Regions from separate parts of the Homo sapiens genome. Here region 2 is linked to region 1. A link is an interaction called in ENCODE POLR2A ChIA-PET data of the cell type or tissue named here. Cell type or tissue: Caco-2. All regions are shown on one strand. Each heading gives the region's core, and the rest is flanking DNA. Links, peaks and the distances in the headings are about the cores only.

Region 1 (11,080 bases), core at 1,170-9,169:
CTCCTGGGTTCAAGCGATTCTCCTGCCTCAGTCTCCCTAGTAGCTGGGATTACAGGCGCCCACCACCATGCCCAGCTAATTTTTGTATTTTTAGTAGAGACGGGGTCTCACCATGTTGGCCAGGCTGGTCTTGAACTCCTGACCTTAGGTGATCCACCTACCTCAGCCTCTCAAAGTGCTGGGATTACAGGCGTGAGCCACAGCCCTGGACGGATGTATTTTCAATACATGTCTTTATAATGCATGTGAAAGCTAACGCATACATGGGAGACAATGAAGGGACCAATATGGTGGAAGTTTTCCATATTCCACTTGAAGTTGCAAAATATTCAATCTAGGTAGACTATAGAATGTTTAAGTGTGTTTACCATAATCCGTAGAGCAATCACTTAAAACTTGCAAAGATATATAGTGAAAATCACAATAAATAAATTAAAATGGAGTACTAAAATAGTATTTGAATAATCCAAAAGAAAGAAGGAAAAGGGAAAACAAGGAACAAAACACAGAAAAGTGGAAATAAAAAACAAATAATAGTAGACCTAAAGCAAAACATACCAATAATCATATTTAAGGCACATGATCTAAACACACAAGTTATAAAATATTTTCATAATGCACTTAAAAAAAAAATAGCCAGAGCCGGGCGCGTTGGCTCACACCTGTAATCCCAGCACTTTGGGAGGCCAAGGCAGGCAGATCACGAGGTCAGGAGACCATCGTGGCCAACAAGGTGAAACCCTGTCTCTACTAAAAATACAAAAATTAGCTGGGCGTGGTGGCGGATGCCTGCAATCCCAGCTACTAGGGAGGCTGAGGCAGGAGAATCGCTTGAACCAGGGAGTCAGAGGTTGCAGTGAGCCGAGATCGCACCACTGCACTCCAGCCTGGCGACAGAGGGAGACTCCATCTCAAAAAAAAAAAATAGCCAGGTTCAAAGGCTCATGCCTGTAATATCAGCACTTCGGGAAGCCGAGGTGGGTGGATCACTTGAGCCCAGGAGTTTGAGATCAGCCTGGAAAACATGGTGAAACTCCGTCTCTACTAAAAATACAAAGAAGTTAGCTGGGTGTGGTGGCACACGCCTATAGTCCCAGCTACTTGGGAGACTGAGGCAGGAGGATAACCTGAGCCCAGGAAGTCGAGGCTGCAGTGAGCCATCATCACATCACTGCACTCCAGCCTGGGTGACAGAGTGAGGCCCTGTCTCAAATAAATACATACATAAATAACTTGAGCCCAGGAGTTCAAGATCAGCCTGGGCAACATAGTGAGACCCCATCTCTGCAAAAAATTTCAAAATTAACCTGGCATGGTGGCTTGCACCTGTAGCCCCAGCTACTCAGAAGTTTGGGGCAGGAGGTTGTTTGAGCCCAGGAGGTCAAGGCTGCAGTGAGCCGTGTTCACACCACTACACTCCAGACTAGCAACAGAACAAAACCTTGTCTTAAAAAAAATAGAAGTAGGCCAGGCGCGGTGGCTCACTCCTGCAATCCCAGCATTTTGGGAGGCCAAGATGGGCTGATCACCTGAGGTCAGGAGTTCGAGACCAGCCTCACTAACATGGTGAAACCCAGTCTCTACTAAGCATACAAAAATTAGCCAGGCATAGTGGCAGGTGCCTGTAATCCCAGCTACTTGGGAGGCTGAGGCAGGAGAATCACTTGAATGCAGGAGGCGGAGGTTGCAGTGAGCCGAGATCACGCCATTGCACTCCAGCCTGAACAACAGAGTGAGACTCTGTCTCAAAAAATAAAAAAATTAAAAACTTAAAAAATAGAAGTAGGCCGGGCGTAATGCCTGTAATCCTAGAACTTTAGGAGGCCAAGGCAGGCGGATCACTTAAGGTCAGGCGTTCGAGACCAGCCTAGTCAACATGGCAGAACCCCGTCTCTACTAAAAATACAAAAAATTAGCCAGGCATGGTGGTGCGCACCTGTAGTCCCAGCTACTCAGGTGGCTGAGGCAGGAGAATCACTTGAACCCAGGAGGCGGAGGTTGCAGTGAGCCAAGATCACATCACCACACTCCAGCCTGGAAGACAGAGCAAGAAGAAAGAAGGAAAAGAAAGAAGAGAAGGAAAAGGAAGAAAAGAGGGAAGGGAAGGGAAAGGGAAAGGGAAAGGGGAAGGGGAAGGGAAGGGGAAAGGGAAAGGGAGGGGAGGGGAAGGGAAGGGGGAAAGAATGAAGGAAAGAAAGGAAAGGAAAGGAAGGAAGAAAAGAAATGATTGTTTGCTTGGTGTTGGAGGGGCTTGAGGGGGTGGGGAAAAAGGGGGGAACCCACACATTTGATCAAAGAACTCTTCTGTGTTGACTGTTGTGGTATGAGAGCAGAGAAAATGCATTGTGTTTTTCCTGAAACACAAGACTCCGAGGCCTACATCACTCTTGCCCCAAGTAGTGCTTTTCTCTCAAGATGCTCAGGAGGAATCTTTAAACAAAGATGATCAAGGAAATGAGGCTTATTTATAGGTCTGTTTTGAAGGTGGAACCAGGGATTCCTCAATTGGCCAATCACTTGAGAGAGTAGAAGGAGCTGTCACCCCATCAAACCAATCAGAAGCCAGGTGTTGGTTCCCACCCTATGACATACCACCTCCAATTGGCCAGTAGAAGTAGAGAGACAGGCTAGGAGGCGGGGCCTGCCTGGCCGCCATGGTAATCCCCTGTGGTTGGTGATCAAGGAAGAGCATAGTGCCAGACCTAGGTGCCCTCCTGGGAATGTTCCAGGAGGGCAGGAGTAGGAGGAGGAGTGTTAGAGTAGAGGGGAAATGATGAGAGCAGAAAGGGTATCATAAAGGAACCTCAGGGGTGATATAAGTGGACACAGACATATGTCACAAGGGCACGGGTTTAGAACAGGAAGGCTGTTGTACGTGGTTGGAGAGGGAGTTCAAAGAGTCAGAAAGCTGGTTTCAGAAGTTGAGAGGTGTTAGAGGGAGACAGGGCAGGACTTTGTAAGGTGACAAAGAAGTAGAGACTGAAACCCTGTCTCTACTACAAATACAAAAATTAGCCGGGCGTGGTGGCGGGCGCCTATAGTCCCAGCAAGAGGAGTGAATAGGTGGTCAAATAAGGTCTTAGAGGAGCTAAAGGGGCAGGGAGCTTATGGGCGAACAGGAAAGGTTTACAGCAGGACCCCGCAGGATTCATAGGGACGAAGTAAAGGATATTATAAAAGGAACAGTGAGAGAGCTAACAGAAGTTTTACTTTGGGGGGCAGAGGTGGGAGGATCACCTGAGCCCAGGAATTCAAGACCAGCATGGGCAACATTGTAGCAAAACCCCATCTCTACCAAAAGAAAAAAATTTTTTTTTTTTTTTTTTTTTTTTGAGAGAGTCTCGCTGTGTCACCCAGGCTGGAGTGCAGTGGCAGGATCTTGGCTCACTTCAACCTCCACCTCCCGAGTTCTGCCTCAGCCTCCCAAGTAGCTGGGATTACAGGTGCGTGCCACCACGCCCGGCTAATTTTTGTATTTTTAGTAGAGACGGGGTTTCACTATGTTAGCCAAGGTGGCCTCAAACTCCTGACCTCAGGTGATCCGCCCACCTCGGCCTCCCAAAGTATTGGGATTACAGGCGTCAGCCACCACACCCAGCAAAACAAAAACAAAACAAAACAAAATTTTAGTTAGCTGGGCCTGGTGGTGTGCACCTGTAGTCCCAGCCACTCAGGAAGCTGAGGCAGGAGGATCACTTGAGCCCAGGAGTTTGAGGCTGCACTGAGCTATGATTGTGCCTTTGCACTCCTACAGCCTGGGAGAGAAGACCCTGTCTCTGAAAAAAAAAAAAAAAAAAAAAAAAAAACAGAAGACAAAGAAGTTTTACAGGGTGAGAGTTTTATAAGGGAACAGTGAATTTATAATGAAGGTTTTATACCCAAACACAGGTCCAGTCACTCCACGCTTGCAGAGTCCAATTAACAAGAGCAAGTTCTGGTAGAAAGAAGGTGACTTTATTCCAGAGCTCAGGTGAGGGGAAGAGGTACAGGTTCCTGCCTTAAGGGTATTGCTTCAGCTTTCAGGACAGAAAGCAGGGACTTTTAAAGGGGGGCTTGATGTGAATGACATAAAGGTGGGGGGCAAGGAGGTGTGGGGTCTATGTGACATGCTTTGATGTCTTATCTATCAGGTGTTCTAGCTGTCACCATCGTGAGAAGAGAAATTGACCATTGTCTCAAGGCAATCTGATGGGAGAGAATTCTGGGGGTGCCTGATTTGTTTCAAGGTTCAGTCCCTGGAACTTCTAAGTAAACATATTGTTAGATAAGCTTGCCATGTAGGGAGGTTACAGTTGCATTCCTAAAGAGTTAAGTAGGAGATGGGGGGAAAAGAAAAAGGAAAAAAATCCTTTTTTTTCTTTAAAAATGGGGTACTCTGGCCAGGCACAGTGGCTCAAACCTGTAATCCCAGCACTTTGGGAAGCTGAGGCAGGCAGATCACAAGGTCGGAAGTTCAAGACCAGCCTGGCCAACACAGTGAAACCCCGTCTCTACTAAAAATACAAAAATTAGCCGGGCGTGGTGGCAGGTGCCTGTAGTCCCAGCTACTTGGGAGGCTGAGGCAGGAGAATCGCTTCAACCCACAAGGCGGAGGTTGCAGCTGAGCTCACGCCACTGCACTCCAGCCTGGGCGACACAGCAAGACTTTGTCTCAAAAAAAAAAAATGTGGTACTCAATTACAGTTTCCCACTGTCAAATTCCATTCCATTTCTATGGGATTTGGATGCCACATTCATGCTGGCTACTTCCTGCTGAAAGAGGGCATTGTGATTAGTCATCAGAATGGAACCGATCCACTTGGAGTTGGAAATATTTATGAGTAGTTGGACCAATATGGTGTAAGGTCTGGAAAGTCTCTGGGGAAGTCTGTCTTGCATTCCCATATAGAAGGTGAAACAGCAGAAAAATCCACAGCAGAGAAGTATGTCTATCATTGCAACTAGGGCCAAAGTTGTAAATAGCTTCTTTCCAGGTGAGAACAGTCCTCACCTGCAACAGGATGCCAACCATTGACCTGGTGATAATGTGGGGTCAGACATAGCTTTGATTTTTAGGTGCATGTCTCTCAGGGCTATTGAGACATTTACTGAATTATCTGAGATGTGTACACAGCATTTAGTCTTAATTGTCAGGCACATTCCCAGCTGTCAATTGTACCTGGAGCTCCTGTGGAGATATGATGACAGGGTGGTTAAACACATATATTTAACAGGTTACAAGAGGAGCTATGGGCCGGGCGTGGTGGCTCACGCCTGTAATCCCAGCACTTTGGGAGGCCGAGGTGGGAGGATCACTCAAGGCCAGGAGTTCAAGACTAGCCTGGCCAACTACCAGACCGATGAACTCAGTCTCTACTAAAAATACAAAAATTAGCGGGCATAGTGGTGCACACCTGTAATCCCGGCTCCTCAAGTGGCTGAGGCATAAGAATTGCCTGAGCCCAGGAGGCAGAGGCTGCAGTGAGGCGAGATCGTGCCACTGCCCTCCAGCCTGGGTGACATAGTGAGACTTTGTCTCAAAAATAAAAAATAAGTAAATAAGAAAGGGCTGGGTGTGGTGGCTCATGCCTGTAATCCCAGCACTTTGGGAGGCCAAGGCAGGTGGGTCACCTGAGGTCAGGAGTTCAAGACCAGCCTGGCCAACATGGTGAAACCCCAACTCTACTAAAAATACAAAAATTAGCTGGGCATGGTAGCACATGCCTGTAATCCCAACTACTCAGGAGGCTGAGGCACGAGAACTGCTTGAACCCAGGAGGCAGAGGTTGCAGTGAGCTGAGATCACACCATTGTACTCCAGCCTGGAGAAAAGACTGAGACTCTGTCTCAGTAAATAAATAAGAGCGATACAGAGGCCAGGCATGGTGGTTCACACCTATAATCCTAGCACTTTGAAAGATCAAGGCAGAAGGATCATTTAAGGCCAGGAGTTCACGACAAGCCTGGGCAACATAATGAGATTCCATCTCTACAACAACAACAAAAATCAAAAATTAGCTGGGTGTGGTGGTTTGTACCAGCTACGTGGGAGGCTGAGGCAGGAGGATTGCTTGAGCCCAGGAGTTCGAGGCTGCAGTGAACTGTGATCATGCCAGTGCACTTCAGCCTGAGTGAGAGAGCAAGACCTTGTCTCAAAAAATAAAAGGGATTTGCCGGGCGCGGTGGCTCACGCCTGTAATCCCAGCACTTTGGGAGGCTGAGACAGGTGGATCACGAGGTCAGGAGATTGAGACCATCCTGGCTAACACGGTGAAACCCCGTCTCTACTAAAAATACAAAAAATTAGCCAGGCGTGGTAGCGGGCGCCTGTAGTCCCAGCTACTCGGGAGGCTGAGGCAGGAGAATGGCATGAACCTGGGAGGCAGAGCTTGCAGTGAGCCAAGATCGCACCACTGCACTCTAGCCTGGATGACAGAGCGAGATTCCGTCTCAAAAAAATAAATAAATAAAATAAAAAATAAAAAAAAGGGATAGAGAGAGGTTAGAGGAGACATGGTGGGGGTTAGAGAAAGTCAATGAGAATTTTAAATGGGGTCAATGAAGATCATATAGCTGCCAAGGAGAGATGTGTTAGGGTAAGTAGGGAGAGAGTGAGAAAGGATTGTTAGAGTTCAGAAGCCATAGTGAGACATAACCAACTCTCTGCCCCCCAGGTGTTTGAACTGATGTCTGATGAGGATGAATCCAGCGACTACCTCTGCCTGTCCATCCTGGGCCTCTTCTGTTGCCTTCCCCTAGCCATCCCAGCCGTGATCTTTTCTTGCCTGGTGGGCACCTGCATCATGCCAATCCTTCACCCTCCCTCTCCATCTTGCCCCTGACCCTGACTCAACTTCTTCCTTGTTCTCCCTTCTGAACTAGGAGCCTGAGCAACACCAGCACCTCCTGTGGGTTCAGACCCCCACCCTGAGTCCTTACAGTTCCACAGCCCACCCTCACCCAACAACTGTTTTTTTTTTTTTTGAAACAGAGTCTCGCTCTGTCACCCAAGCTGGAGTGCAGTGGTGAGATCTCAGCTCACCGCAACCTCCATCTCGCAGGTTCAAACAATTATCCTGCCTCAGCTTCCTGAGTAGCTGGGATTAGAGGCGCCCACCAACACGCCTGGCTAATTTTCGTATTTTTGGTGGAGCTGGGTTTCACCATGTTGGCCAGGCTGGTCTTGAACACCTGACCTCAGGTGATCTGCCCACCTCAGCTTCCCAAAGTGCTGGGATTACAGGCATGAGCCACCATGCCCGGCCACGCAATAACTCTTTTATACTCATCTTTCCCTGTTCCCTCTCTCCTAAAACTCAGACAAAGTTTGTATTGTAGACAAAGAACTACAATAAATCCAGTGACTATGAGCTGGCAGCCAAGACCTCCAAACAAGCCTACTACTGGGCCATCGCGAGCATCACTGTGGGAATCTTAGGTACCATCTTGTACACCTACCTGATATACTTACTTAGATTGTAAACTGCTTCCCAGCTCTTGAACAAACCACCAAATATACACCACAGTGCAATTTACCTTGGCTCTAAGCATCTACTTGGGCTGAATGGAACACCTGCTCCTCAATGTCTGGAGTGCCAAGCTATCTAAGATTAGAAAAACAAAATGCAAAGTGTTCTTCCTATTCTTACATGCCCCTCAAAGTAACACTTCTTTTTTTTTTTTTTTTTTTGACAGAGTCTTCCTCTGTCCAGGCTGGAGTGCAGTGCCACGATGTCGGCTCACTGCAACCTCTGCCCCCAAGGTTTAAGTGATTCTTCTGCCTCAGCCTCCTGAGTAGCTGGGATTACAGGTGCGTACCACCATGCCCAGCTAATTTTGTATTTTTAGTAGAGACGGGGTTTCACCGTGTTGGCCAGGCTGGTCTCAAACTCCTGACCTCAGGTGATCCACTCACCTTAGCTTCCCAAAGTGCTGGGATTACAGGTGTGAGCCACCATACCAGGCCTCAGCATAACACTTCTAACACCAAATGTTAGAGCCAGGGGCAGGGGTATTTTCCCCACCTACCAACCAACCAGATTCTCCAGCAGACACCAACTGGGTGTCCTGTAATTTAATTCAATTCTGACACTATCTACCTGGAGATGGCATCAGATCCCACAGGTTGAAGGCTCAGTTCCACAAGACTGCCCCCAAATTTGGATGTCAGCCACAAGTGGTAAGTTGTCACCTAGACTTGTGACTGACAAGCTATAAATCAGGTGTTCCCATGACCCCCCTCCTCAAGCCTGATTAATTTGTTCCAGCTGGCCAGGTGCAGTAGCTCAGGCCTGTAATCCCAGCACTTTGGGCGGCTGAGGCAGGAAGATCGCTTGAAGCCAGGAGTTTGAGACCAGCCTGGCCAACATGGCAAAACCCCGTCTCTACTAAAAATACAAAAATTAGACAGGTGTGATGGCATACGCCTATAATCCCAGCTACTCAGGAGGCTGAGGCAGGAGAATCGCTTGAACCCAGGAGGTGGAGGTTGCAGAGAGCTGAGATCATGCCACTGCACTCCAGCCTGGGCAACACAGCGAGACTCCGTCAAAAAAAAAAAAAACAAAACACTATTATCACTCCAGCGATTCCAAGGGTTTTAGGAGCTCTGGGCCACAAAATGGGACCTAGACCAAATATATATGTCACAGTATCACACAAGTGTTGCCAGCCTGGGTCAGCAGCTTGAAGGGAAGGAAGTGGTAGTGCCAGCAGCCCACTCGACCAGAACTCAAGACCAACTCCAGGACCCTGCTATGGCGTGGGGGACATGGGAGAGAGAGGAGGACCCCGTTGCTCGAGGACAGCCTGCCCAGATTCATGTATTCACATCGCAAGTCTAGTTCTGCCTACCAAGGGCGTTGGCTGTGCTACCTGACTCTGGAGACGTAGCAATGACTACTTCAAATTCAACTCAACCCCCTCAGAACATATAAATTGGGGTGAGAGACAGACATGCCACCAGACAGTGACAATCGGAGTGGTCCAATATATAATGGAAGAAAACTTGGGAAGGGTTACTAAAGAAACACTTGTTTAATGACACTCGTTACAGACAGTAAGGCGGGCCAGGCACAGTGGCTCATGCCTGTAATCTCAGCACTTTGGGAGGCCGAGGCGGGCGGATCACTTGAGCTTGGGAGTTCAAGACCAGCCTGGCCAACATGGTGAAACCTTGTCTCTACTAAAAATACAAAATTAGCCAGGCGTGGTGGTGTGCACCTGTAATCCCAGCTACTCAGGAGGCTGAGGCATGAGAATTGCTTGAACCTGGGAGGCAGAGGTTGCAGTGGTTCGAGATTGTGCCACTGCACTCCAACCTGTGGGACAGAGCAAAACTGACTCCATCTCAAAAAGAAAAAGACAGTAAGGCAGACTTTATTCAGGACCATTGCAATATGCAGAGGGAATACTGAGACAGGGGCCTGCACTGGAGGAGAAAGATGGGGCTCAACACTAAATACAGCATGAGCAAGTGGGAAGTCCTACCCAAGGAGCAGGGTAGGGGTCAGTGGATGGAAAATTAGTAAGAGAAAACATTGAGGGTAAGGGGGATTCTGACTAAACCAACCTAATAGGATTCTAGTTGAAGACAGGCCAGGGTGACCAGACATCACCAGGGGGATGGTGGAGGATGAGGAACCTGATCAGATGCCGAGGTGTATCAGATACAGAGGATGAGGGTTTCTAGCTAAACTGACGTAGAAGGGTTCTTTTGCTACAACTGGATTTTACAAAGAAGTGCACAGAAGGAGAAGGTTCAGATGCTTTTTTTTTTTTTTTTGAGATGGAGTCTCACTCTGTCACCCAGGCTGGAATGCAGTGGTGCAATCTTGGCTCACTACAGCTTCCGCCTCCCGTATTCAAGCCATTTTCCTGCCTCAGCCTCCTGAGTAGCTAGGATTACAGGTGCTCACCACCTCAACCAGCTAATTTTTTATAGTTTTAATAGAGATGGGGTTTCACCATGTTGGTGAGGCTGGTCTTGAACTCCTGACTTCGTGATATGCCCGCCTCGGCCTCTCAAAGTGCTGGAATTATAGGCGTGAGCCACCGTGCCCAGCCTTTCTTTTTTTTTTTTTTTTTTTTTTCTTTTCTTTTCTTTTTTTTTTTTTTTTGAGACGGGGTCTCGCTCTCTCACTCAGGCTGGAGTACAGTGGCATGATCTCGGCTCACTGCAACCTCTGCCTCCCAGGTTCAAGTGATTCTCCTGCCTCCACCTCCTGAGTAGCTGGGATTACATGCGCCTGCCGCCACGCCTGGCTAATTTTTTTATTTTTAGTAGAGATGGGATTTCATCATGTTGGCCAGGCTGGTCTTAAAACTCCTGACCCCAGGTGATCCACCTGCCTTGGCCTCCCAAAGTGTAGGAATTACAGGCGTGAGCCACCGCGCCTGGCCGCCCGGCTAATTTTTATATTTTTAGTAGAGCTGGGGTTCTCCATGTTGGCCAGGCTGGTCTCAAACTCCTGAGATCAGGTGATCCACCTGCCTCAGCCTCCCAAAGTCCTGGGATTACAGGCATGAGCCACTGGGCCCGGCCCAGGTTCAGAAGCCTGACTAAAGTTTGGCCAAGCAAAGAATCCTTGTCAGGAGGCTGTAAATAAGAGACCTGTGAGAAATAAAAATTGTCAGGTGTCTGAGCCCAAGCCTGCATGTATACATCCAGATGGCCTGAGGCAACTGAAGAACCACAAAAACAAGTGAAAATGGCCAGCTCCTGCCTTAACTGATGACATTACCTTGTGACATTCCTTCTCCTGGACAATAAGTCTCCGGAGCTCCCCACCGAGCACCTTGTGACCCCCGCCCCTGCCTGCAAGAGAACAACCCCCTTTAACTGTAATTTTCCACTACCTACCCAAATCCTATAAAACTGCCTCACTCCTATCTCCCTTTGCTGACTCCTTTTTCGGACTCAGTCCGCCTGCACCCAGGTGATTAAAAAGCTTTTACTGCTCACACAAAGCCTGTTTGATGGTCTCTTCACACGGACGCACGTGACAAAAATAAAATCCTAAGTCCGCCAACTGGCTGAATGAACACTGTCTTGGCCAAGGGGCCTACAGAGAAACACTAAAAGCTGAGTTCCTAGCCGTGA
Region 2 (11,080 bases), core at 1,035-9,034, 110 kb after region 1:
GTAACTTCCGCCTCTCGGGTTCAAGCAATTCACCTGCCTGGGCCTCCCGAGTAGCTGGGGTTACAGGCATCCCCCACCACGCCCGGCTAATTTTTGTATTTTTAGTAGAGACGGGGTTTCACCATATTGGTCAGGCTGGTCTCGAACTCCTGACCTCAGGTGATCTGCCCGCCTTAGCCTCCCAAAGTGCTGGGATTACAGGCGTGAGCCACCACGTCCGGCCCCTTCCCCCATTTTAGCGGTTTCGCTCCCTATCGGGGCCAGGGACGCCTCAGGCTGTCTCGGTCAGGACCTACAGCTCCGGTTGTTGTCCCAGGCTCTTCCGCGAGGTGCTCTCCTGTCTCCTGACCACCCCCATTCCTCCCCACTCCAGCTCCTCAGCGAGCGGCTGCGAAGGACGCGCACAACAACACTCCGCGCAGCGGGAAGGTACCGAACTCGCATCGCAGCCTGAAACTGCTCAACTAAGCTCCCGCCCCGCTGCTCTCTGGTCAATCTAAAGCGAAGACGAGCCTTAGGGCCAATCAGAAGCGACAGCGGTGGAGTCATGCCCGCCTGCTTGAGGCGCCCTGGCGTCTCATTGGCTATGCTTGAGAACGAATCCCAGGCTAAGCCACTTAGAAAGGAGCGGAGCCAGCCAATCAGCGGTGCAACCGCCGCGGGGGCCGGGCCAGAAGCCCCGCAGACAAGCACCTCGGGAGACTGGCGAGGGGCGAGCTCGCAGCTTGTTAGCCCCGAAGCCCTGCCCAGGGGGAAACCCTGCTGGAGGGAGTCTAACCCCCGGGCCAGTTAATGTTGGGGCAGCGCAATCGGCCGTTCCCTCTGCGGTATGGTTGGAGGTGGGAGTGCTGACACGTCCGCGCGCAGTTACTCCTGGCTGAGCATACAGTCGAGGTGGCAGTGGGAATTGGAAGTGCAAGTGTCACGCTGCCAATCACGGGGCAAGGCACTGCCCCCCTCTTGTGTCTTTCCTGTCCCTGTACACTTCCAGGCTTCCAGGCGAGGCAGAGTGAGCTGTGCCAGCAATCGTGGTGGAGTGGGACAAGAGAGAAAAGGGAGCTGTTCACAGGCACCGAAGCCTGGCTGGCTCTTTTTTTTTTTGAGACGCCGTCTCGCTCTGTCTCCCAGGCTGGAGTGCAGTGGCGCGATATAGGCTCCCTGCAATCTCCGCCTCCCGGGGTTCAAGCGATTCCCCTGCCTCAGCCTGCCGAGTAGCTGGAATTACAGGCGCCCGCCACCACGCTCAGCTAATTTTTGTATTTTTAGTAGAGACGGGGTTTCACCATGTTGGTCATGCTGATCTCGAACTCCTGACCCCAGGTGATCCGCCCTCCTCGGCCTCCCAAAGTGCTGGGTTTTCAGGCGTGAGCCACCGTGCCCTGCCTGGCTGGCTCTTTTATTTTATTTTTATTTATTTATTAGAGACAGGGCCTCACTGTGTCGCCCAGGCTGCAGTGCAGTGGTGTGATCATAGCTCACTGCAGCCTCGACCTCCTGGGCTCAAGCGATCCTACTACCACCTGGACCTCTCAAAGCCCTGGGATTACGGGCATGAGCCACCGTGCCTGGCCTTGGCTTGCTCTTACGGGCCTCCCAGCCAATCAGGTGTGGCGGCAGCCTACACACCCCCTACACACCTCACAGATGGTAAAGGGTTGAGAGAAAGGTGACAGGGTTTGCAAATGGGAGCTACTTAGGGTGGCAAAATAGAAGCAAGAAAGGCAGGTCAGGCACGGTGTCTCACGGCTGTAGTTCCAGAATTTTGGGAGGCCCAGGTGGAAGGATTGCTTGAGCCCAGGAGTTCGAGGCTGCAGTGAGCTATGATTGCACCATTGCACCCCAGCACCGGCAACAGAGGGAGACCCCGTTCATAAAATAAAAATGAAATAATAATTTTTTAAAAAGCCGGGCGTGGTGGCTCACGCCTGTAATCCCAGCACTTTGGGAGGCCGAGGCGAGTGGATCACGAGGTCAGGAGATCGAGACCATCCTGGCTAACATGGTGAAACCCCATCTCTACTAAATGTACAAAAAATTAGCCGGGCGTGATGGCGGGCGCCTGTAGTCCCAGCTACTTGGGAGGCTAAGGCAGGAGAATGGTGTGAGCCCGGGAGTCGGAGCTTGCAGTGAGCAGAGATCGCGCCACTGCACTCCAGCCTGGGCGACAGAGCGAGACTCTGTCTCAAAAAAAAAAAAAAAAAAAAGGACAGTAGTACTCCTGAGCACTTGCTGAGGGAGCCTCCAGGGCTGTTCAGGTGAAGGAGAATCAGGGTCCAGTCTCTTCGTGGAGAGAGTGGGAAAAGGCAGACTCCACAGCAGATCAACGCTGGGGCCCGGCTGGAAATCAATGAAATCTCAGCCTAAGAGGCCTGAAGCCTATGGACCAATGAGACTCAAGGCTCTGCCCCTTCACAGCCAATCAGCTGCGGGTCCGAGGCAGACGCGCGGGAGTGGCGCTGTCCTAGGTGCCTCCCAGGCTGCCCAGCGTGCTCAGCTGGCCTGAGCGGGAGAATGCGGCCCGCGCTGCAGCCAATCAGCGTCCGCCTCAGGATCCAGGGGTGACCACGTGCGGGAGCGTTGCGTCCCTGGCCTCGCTCCATTCCCCACTTTTAACGGTCACTCGGCCTTAAGCCGTCCTGGGTGTATGTGAGGCTGAAAGGGAAGGAGGAACAGGGTCTGGGCCGGTGAGTGCCATAGTTTTTCTTACTTTACTTTCTTGGGCTTGGGCCCGGCCCAGGCAAATCTGGGGTATGGGGGCTTGACTGGACCTCGTTGATGATTGGGAAGTGCGGGTTGAGGGCTTTAGCCCTTGGGGCTTTCCTCTGCCTTTGAGAGGCTGGAAATGCAGCCTCCTGGCCACCTTTAGGCCTAGGTTTGGCAGAGGCTAAGCCAGCTTGCTCTCTGAGTTGGTCCACGGCCCCCGAGGCCAGCCTGAGTAGGAAGGGTGTTGTGGGGAAGTTGGAGGTCCTTAACTCTGCATGAGGTATGGCCTCCGGACAATGAGAGCTTATCAAGGGTCTCTGGACTGAGCCTGGATCCGGTGACTGAAAGGAGAGGCCTGTGGATCTCCAAAGGTTATGCAGGGGCTGGGCGCGGTGGCTCACGCCTGTAATCCCAGCACTTTGGGAGGCTGAGGCAGGTGGATCATTTGAGGTCAGGAGTTTGAGACCAGCCTGGCCAACATGGAGAAACCCTGTCTCTACGGGGTTTCTAAAAAAAATTACCTGGGCGTGGTGGCACACGTCCGTAATCCCAGCTACTCAGAAAGCTGAGGCAGGAGAATCGCTTGAACTCATTGAACTCAGGAGATGAACGTTGCAGTGAGCTGAGATCACGCCATTGCACTCCAGCCTGGGCGACAGAATGAGACCCTGTCTCAAGAAAAAAAATGAAAAGAAAAAAAAAGTTATGTAGGAAGTCACTGGCCAAGAGATGAAACTAGTGTGCACATGAAGGTTTCCTGGGGTCTTTGGAGCCAGCCTGGGCTGGGAGTGAATGTTCTGGACTCCAGGTTGAGATGTTCTTGGCAGATTTCCCAGTATGGAGTCCAGGTTGGATGATGTGGCCAAGAGGTTAGGCCAGTAATCCTCTGGAGATTCTAGGGAGAAGGATTCTGAATCCCAGCCGAGCTGTTTGCGCTGGATGAAGTATTATTGCCTTGTGGTGGCTCTGTACAGAACTGGGATTGGGTGGCCAGGCGTGGTGGCTCACACCTGTAATCCCAGCACTTTGGGAGGCTGAGGTGGGTGGATCACCAGGTCAGGAGCTCGAGACCAGCCTGACCAACATGGTGAAACCCTGTCTCTACTAAAAATACAAAAATTAGCCAGGTGTGGTGGCAGGTGCCTGTAATCCCAGCTACTCAGGAGTCTGAGGCAGGAGAATCCCTTGAACCCACGAGGCGGAGGTTGCAGTGAGCAGAGATCGCACCACTGCACTCCAGCCTGGGCAACAGAGCAATGCTCTGTCTCAAAAAAAAAAAATTAATTAAAAAAAAAAAAAAGCAGGGCCAGGCGTGGGGGCTCACATCTATAATCCCAGCACTTTGAGAGGCCAAGGCGGGCGGATTACCTGAGGTCAGAAGTTTGAGACCAGCATGACCAACATGGAGAAACCCCATCTCTACTAAAAATACAAAATTAGCTGGGCGTGGTGGCACATGCCTGTAATCCCAGCTACTAGGGAGGCTGAGGCAGGAGAATCGCTTGTACCTGGGAGGCGGAGGTTGCGGTGAGCCGAGATCGTGCCATTGCACTCCAGCCTGGGCAACAAGAGCGAAACTCCATCTCAAAAAAAAAAAAAAAACTGGAATTGGGTCATGTCTGGAGCTTTTCATTCTCCCTGTCCCACTCTTTCCCATGCCTGTTCTGATAATTCCTAGAAGATGAAGATATCAGGCTGTAGGTGCGGGGCAGGTGCATGGGGAGGATGAACATCGTAGTGGAGCACAGGAAGAGGTGTGTGAGATATTCTCCTCTTTAGGAAATCACCCAGGTTTTTGGCAGGGCGTGGTGGCTCACACCTGTAATCCTAGCACTTTGGGAGGCCGAGGCAGGTGGATCACCTGAGGTCAGGAGTTCAAGACCAGCCTGGCCAACGTGGTGAAACCCCATCTCTACTAAAAATGCAAAAAATTAGCCGGGCATGGTAGATGCCTGTAATCCCAGCTACTTAGGAGCCTGAGGTAGGAGAATCACTTGAACCCAGGAGGCAGAGGTTGCAGTGAGCCGAGATCGCGCCACTGCACTCCAGCCTGGGCAACAAGGGCAAAACTCTGTCTCAAAAATAAATAAGTAAATAACATAAAGGAAATCACCCAGGTTGTCTTTACTGATGATCTTTTTTATACTCATGGGGCAGGGTGTTGATACCTAGTTTCATTCAGCTGTTCAGTGGTATTTATGCTTTCGGAGTGCCTTCAGTACACCCAGAGTTCTTTAACCAGGGGTGAGGGTGCAAGGAGTGGCTTATGAGTGGACTTCAAGGAAGTCTAACCCCGAAACCAGTTAATATTGGGGCAGCTCAATTGGCCATTCCCTCTATGGTGTGGTGGGGGCCCGGGGTGCTGGCACATGAAGTGTGCAGTTAATCCCAGCTCGGCAGACAGCCACCAAGCATGATGGCACATGCCTGTAATCCCAGCTACTCAGGAGGCTGAGATAGGGGGATGACTTGAGCCCAGGATGTCAAGACTGCAGTGAGCCATGATTGTGCCACTGCACTCCAGGCTGGGTGACAGAGCAAGACTGTGTCTCTAAAAAAAAAAAAAAAAAAAAAGAACAATTAATGGTATGCATGTATATTATGAGGAGGGGAGGGTAAAGAATAAGCTAGACGATAGTTAACCTCTCCAGCCATGAGGCTCAGAGTAATCTGTCAATCTCTTGTCATGCATTCATATGCCAAGTGGTATAAGTGTCTACCATTTTCTTTTTTTTTTTTTTTTTCGAGATGGAGTCTTAGCTCTGTTACCAGGCTGGAGTGCAGTGGTGTGATCTTGGCTCACTGCAACCTCCGCCTCCCGGGTTTAAGCAATTCTCCTGCCTCAGCCTCCCAAGTAGCTGGGATTACAGGCACGTGCCACCACGCCCAGCTAATTTTTGTATTTTTAGTAGAGACGGCATTTCACCATGTTGGCCAGGACGGTCTCTATCTCTTCACCTTGTGATCCGCCCACCTCGGCCTCCCAAAGTGCTGGGATTACAGGCGTGAGCCACCGCACCCGGCCTGTGTCTACCATTTTCTAATGTCAACAATTGGTCCCAGGCTGGGTGGCTCACACTTGTAATCCCTGCACTCTGGGAGGCTGAGGCGGGTGGATCACTTGAGGTCAGAAGTTTGAGACCAGCCTGGCCAACATGGTAAAACCTCATCTCTACTAAAAATACAAAAATTAGCCGGGTGTCGTGGTGCGTGCCTGTAGTCCCAGCTACTCAGGAGGCTGAGGCAGGAGAATCTCTTGAACCTGGGAGGCAGAGGTTGCACTGAGCCAAGATCGTGCCACTGCACTCCAGTCTGGGTGACAGAAGGAGACTCTGTCTCAATAAAAAGAAGAGTTAGTCCCATGGGTGACATTCTGAACCTGATGGTGACTCCCTAAGAGATTTAGAACCATTGGAATAAAGTAGGTTCCTATATTATTTATGGGGCCTGGGCAAGATGACAGAGACTCCCTCGTCTCTTCCCATGCCTGGTGTTGGCCCATACTTCAAGGTGTCTCACATTCTAGCCTGCACATCCAAGCTCAGTCTACAAATCCCTTACACAAAATCAGGGTCTAGCGTGTGTGTACATCAGTCAGAGTCCACTCTCATGAATACAGGCCTGGGGTTGAGTCCTGTGTAGGGGGCCTCAGAGTCATTTGGTCCAGGAAATCCAGGGTGCTGAGTTCTCAGAGCATGGTCCAGAAGTGAGGTGGGAGCTCACAGTTCCGGGTAGGCACTTTCTAGATGCCTTTTGACTCAGCCTATGCGAAGGGATACAGCCAGAGGAGGTCCAAATGGGACCCTTTGCCCAGGTTTAAGTCAACACTAGTATTCTGTACTGGTCTTGAAACAGCCCCTGTGAGGAAATTGAGGGTCTTGGAAGACTTAGCTCCATATGAGTGCTGAAGAGAAGGGCCATTCACTGTGAAGGGATGCAGTGAAACCTGTTTTCCAACTTCTAGTCTAGTTCTTTTTCCAGTTAATCCACAAAGTGTGTGCTATGAAGGGGCTAGATTCAGCTCACCTGGGTATGACTATAGCTGGTTCTTGGATCATATAGAGCACAAATTTAAGGGAAAAAGGGAACTAATTCACTCCTTGTGGTGACTCTTTTCTGGAAGTCTTGGATGTACTTAACCAGAAAGACGGAACATCTTTTTTTTCTTTTTTCTTTTTTCTTTTTTTTTTTTTGAGACAGAGTTTCGCTCTTGTTGCTCAGGCTAGAGTGCAATGGCGCGATCTCGGCTCACCGCAACCTCCACCTCCCGGGTTGAAGCGATTCTCCTGCCTCAGCCTCTCGAGTAGCTGGAATTACAGGCATGTGCCGCCACGCCCAGCTAATTTTTTTTATTTTTTGTAGAGACAGGGTTTCTCCATGTTGGTCAGGCTGGTCTTGAACTCCCGACCTCAGATGATCCGCTTGCCTCCACCTCCCAGAGTGCTGGGATTACAGGTGTGAGCCACTGCGCCTGGCGAAAGAGTAAACATACTTAAAGTTCATGTAAGATTTGGATAATCGCTCTTAATCTATATAAAATGCTGTGGGGAATTTAACCACCTTCATTTGTGGAAAGAGATGGGTTCACGGGAAGAGTGGCGAGTTCACAGAATTTTTCTAAATTGAATCTTGTTCAACTTGGCTTGGGAAGAGGGCTTGATATTTAAAATAAGTGAAATAGAGGGAGAACTTTTTCACAAAACAAATGATCATCCCTCCCATTGGTCTATTCTGATGGTTTGATTTTAATTATAATATTTAAGGAGAATTGGTATTTGTGTTGCTGTGTTGACATTGTTACATCAAGCTGGGTTGTGCCTCAAGAAGTTCATGATACAAGGATTTCTGGGAAGCTTTGACTTTGCAGCCAGGGTGTGCCCCGAGCCCCTTGCACATTTTTCCCTTAGTGTCCCATTGGTCAAGTCTACCAGTAAGAATAAGAACTATCAGATTTCAGGCCAGGCGTGGTGCCTCATGCCTGTATCACAGCATTTTGGGATGCCAAGGCGGGCAGATCATGAGGTCAGGAGTTCGAGACCAGCCTGGCCAACATGGTGAAACCCTGTCTCTACTAAAAATACAAAAAATTAGCCGGGTTTGGTGATGCACACCTGTGATCCCAGCTACTCGGGAGGCTGAGGCAGGAGAATCACTTGAACCCAGGAGGCGGAGGTTACAGTGAGCCGAGATTGCGCCACTGCACTCCAGCCTGGGCAATAGAGCAAGACTCTGTCTCAAAAAAAAAAAAATCAGATTTCAAATTTTATTCAGTAATACGAGTATTAGGCCGGGCATGTAGGCTCACGCCTGTAATCCCAGCACTTTGTGAAGCCGAGGTGGGTGGATCACCTGACATCAAGAATTTGAGACCAGCCTGGCCAACATGGTGAAACACCATCTCTAATAAAAATACAAAAAATTAGTCAGGCATGGTAGCAGTTGCCTGTAATCCCAGCTACTTGGGAGGCTGAGGCAGGAGAATTGCTTGAACCGGGAGGCGGAGGTTGCAGTGAGCCAAGATAGCGCCATTGTACTCCAGCCTGGGCAACAAGAGTGAAACTCTGTCTCAAAAAAAAAAAGAAAGTAATATAAGTATTAAAAAGGACTGAGAGGCTGATATCATATTGCCTTTTATCACATACTCCCCTTCCAATCATGCCCTACCTAATCTCTCTACCTGCTCTACCCTCTGGCAGGACACAGGCTTGTGTCTGCATAACCTGTTGTTTCTTTGCTCTTTCCAGAGAGACAACTGCAGATGATTCCTACCGAGTCAGCCCAGGAAGAGGAAGGGGGGGCAAGGTTTTTGAGTCTAGGGAGGGGGAGTACTTTTAAGAACAGCAACAGACCAGGCATGGTGGCTCACACCTGTAATCCCAGCAGTGGATCACCTGAGGTTAGGAGTTCGAGACCAGCCTGGCTAACATGGTGAAACCCCATCTCTACTAAAAATACAAAAAAATTAGCCGGGTGTGATGGTGCATGCCCGTAACCCCAGATACTTGGAAGGCTGAGGCACAAGAGTCGCTTGAACCCAGAGGCAGAGGTTGCAGTGAGCCGAGATGGCGCCACTGCACTCCAGCTTGGGTGACAGAACAAGACTCTGTCTCAAAATAAAAACAAAACAGCACCAGCAGTGTCCCTACTCTTCCAAGTCAAAGTGCTGTCTGCTTCTGCCATCTGTGCTCAGTGCAGGATGGCTTGGGTTGCACTGTCAAGAATGCAGGAAGAGGCTAGAGAAGTGCTCAGGGTGTCATCAGCATAAGGGTTGCAGTGCAAAGGGCCCTGGAGATAATTCTAGGAGGCGGTCTCTAAGGGGATATCCTTAGGTGGGGTTCCCCATTCTTGGGGGCTTTTGTTCACTGAAAGGGGAGTTCCCTTGCCCCTCCTCCCTTTTAGGTTCCCCGAAAGCCCACTGATGCTCCCTGTCAACTATATTTGGCTTACACAGAATGCTGCCCTTTGAGCAGTCTCCAACTCTCTCGATCATCAATGAGCAAACCAGCGGGGGAGCTGAGTCACAAGCACATGATGTGGGGCTGGAAAGCGAGGGGGCCACACTCAGAGGGGTGACCATGTAATCGTCCAGACCCCTGTACCTTTCCTCATCCCTGGGGCTAGTCCCTCAGGGCTTTCCGCACTCCTTCCTTGTCTTGAGGGACTCTGTATTTCTGTGTTGGAGGAAGGGTGTTTCCCTCTGCGTACATACATATCAGAGGGACTGATGCTTTATGTGTCTTTTATATGGGTGTGGTGGTGTGAGGAATTGGAAAGCTCAGAAATGGAAAATAGTTAACGTTCAGAGTAGCAGATGAACACAGCTCTCACATTTGCATTTTCCCTTTCGTTCTGACTCATCTTCCCCTCTCCCCACCCTGTTGCCCCTCCACCAGCCTCACCCATTGACACACCCTGTCTGATCTAGGAAGGGTTAACATGTGCCTGCACCCATGTGGAGGGAAGGCGTGGTAGGCCTGGAAAGAGAGAGTGGGAGGCTGGTCTGAACATTCGAGGGTCCTGGAGCCAAAGGAAGAAACGGGAGCTTAGGGACAGTATTTGCATCTAGGAGGGGACAAGGACTCTTAGATCCTTCCCCCTTAAGAGAAGCCTATGGGAGGCCGGGCGCAATCCCAGCACTTTGGGAGGCCGAGGTGGGTGGCTCACTTGACATCAGGAATTCGAGACCAGCCTGGCCAACATGGCGAAACCCTGTCACTACTAAAAGTACAAAAATTAGCCGGGCGTGGTGGCGGGCGCCTGTAATCCCAGCTACTCGGGAGGCTGAGGCAGGAGAATCGCTTGAACCTGGGAGGCAGAGGTCGCAGTGAGCTGAGATTGCGCCACTGCACTCCAGTCTGGGAGACAGAGCGAGACTGCGTCTCAAAAAAAAAAAAAAAAAAAAAAAAAAAAGAGAAGCCTATGGGGAAGCCGACTGTGCCTTGTCACCAGAGCAGCTTACCAGTACCTGACTTGTTTATCTTCCAGTCATTTACTGTGTATCTAATATACGCCAGGCACATATCATAAATGCTTTATCCGCTGGGCGCAGTGGCTCACGCCTATAATCCCAGCACTTCGGGAGGCCAAGGCAGGCGGATCATTTGAGCCCAAGAGTTCAAGACCAGCCTGGGTAACATAGTGAGACCCCTGTCTCTACCAAAAATTCAAAATTAGCTAGGCATGGTGGCTCAAACCTGTAGTCCCAGCTACTCAACAGGCTGAGGTGGGAGGATCATGTGAGCCCAGGAAGCTAAGGCTGCAGTGAGCCGTGATCGTACCACTGGGCAACAGAGCAAGACCCCGTCTCAAAATAAACATGTCATCAAAATTTGTTGGATAAATGAAAATTTTGCTATAGGATCAGGGATAAGAGAATAATAAGAAACAGAAAAAGAAAGTTGAGCCTCTAAGACCCCATCCCTTCCCCAGATTAAAGAGTTCTGAAGTGTGAAAAGAGGGGAAACCTCCGGGGACCTTGACCCCTTGGGCAGGAAGTGAAAGAAACCCAAGTCCTGATTTCAGAGAAATGTCATTTGTCATCAGCCCAAGAAAAGGAGATTTTTCTCTTCGAAGACCACCACACGTCCTTCCTGGGGTTGCCCCTTTCAGAGCTTGATGGGAGGATCTGAGTCACTCACACACCCACCCCCAGGTCATTCCCAGGCAGCAAATGAGGCTTCCCAGTACCAAGTCAGGGAGAGGGAGGAGGCCAGCTTCTGGCTCCTCCACCCTATTCTTGGGATCCAAATGTTTCAATCCTTTTTACTTCTGCAGCTGTGTGCTCTGCCGTCATCTCTAAGAAACAACCATACCACTGAATGCTACTGTGTACTTACAAACCACACTCATATTCGTCACGTCATTTCATCTTCACCCC

The links. ChIA-PET counts read pairs that join two places held together with the same protein. Peaks named below come from ENCODE experiments on the same cell type or tissue, not always from the same donor. Only the 100,000 strongest peaks of a DNase experiment are listed, where the experiment ranks them.
Region 2: POLR2A ChIA-PET joins it to region 1 with 7 read pairs; 8 of 35 experiments call an interaction of 5 or more read pairs at or near these places.

Annotation. Positions count from the first base shown.
Region 1 is chr19:35,593,988-35,605,067 of GRCh38, forward strand. It overlaps LINC01766 (long intergenic non-protein coding RNA 1766), which reads left to right and starts at 3,908. Exons shown (of 3, transcript NR_110750.1): 1 at 3,908-3,970; 2 at 6,654-6,767; 3 at 7,318-7,514. RefSeq lists an enhancer at 2,665-2,804. In Caco-2, for the core only: no CTCF peak of the experiment used is centred there; a DNase peak (open chromatin) is centred at 5,173.
Region 2 is chr19:35,701,940-35,713,019 of GRCh38, forward strand. ZBTB32 (zinc finger and BTB domain containing 32) reads left to right here and starts at 2,619. Exons shown (of 7, transcript NM_014383.3): 1 at 2,619-2,684; 2 at 10,978-11,080. RefSeq lists enhancers at 159-398, 9,201-9,670. In Caco-2, for the core only: no CTCF peak of the experiment used is centred there; a DNase peak (open chromatin) is centred at 2,419; H3K4me3 peaks cover 293 bases.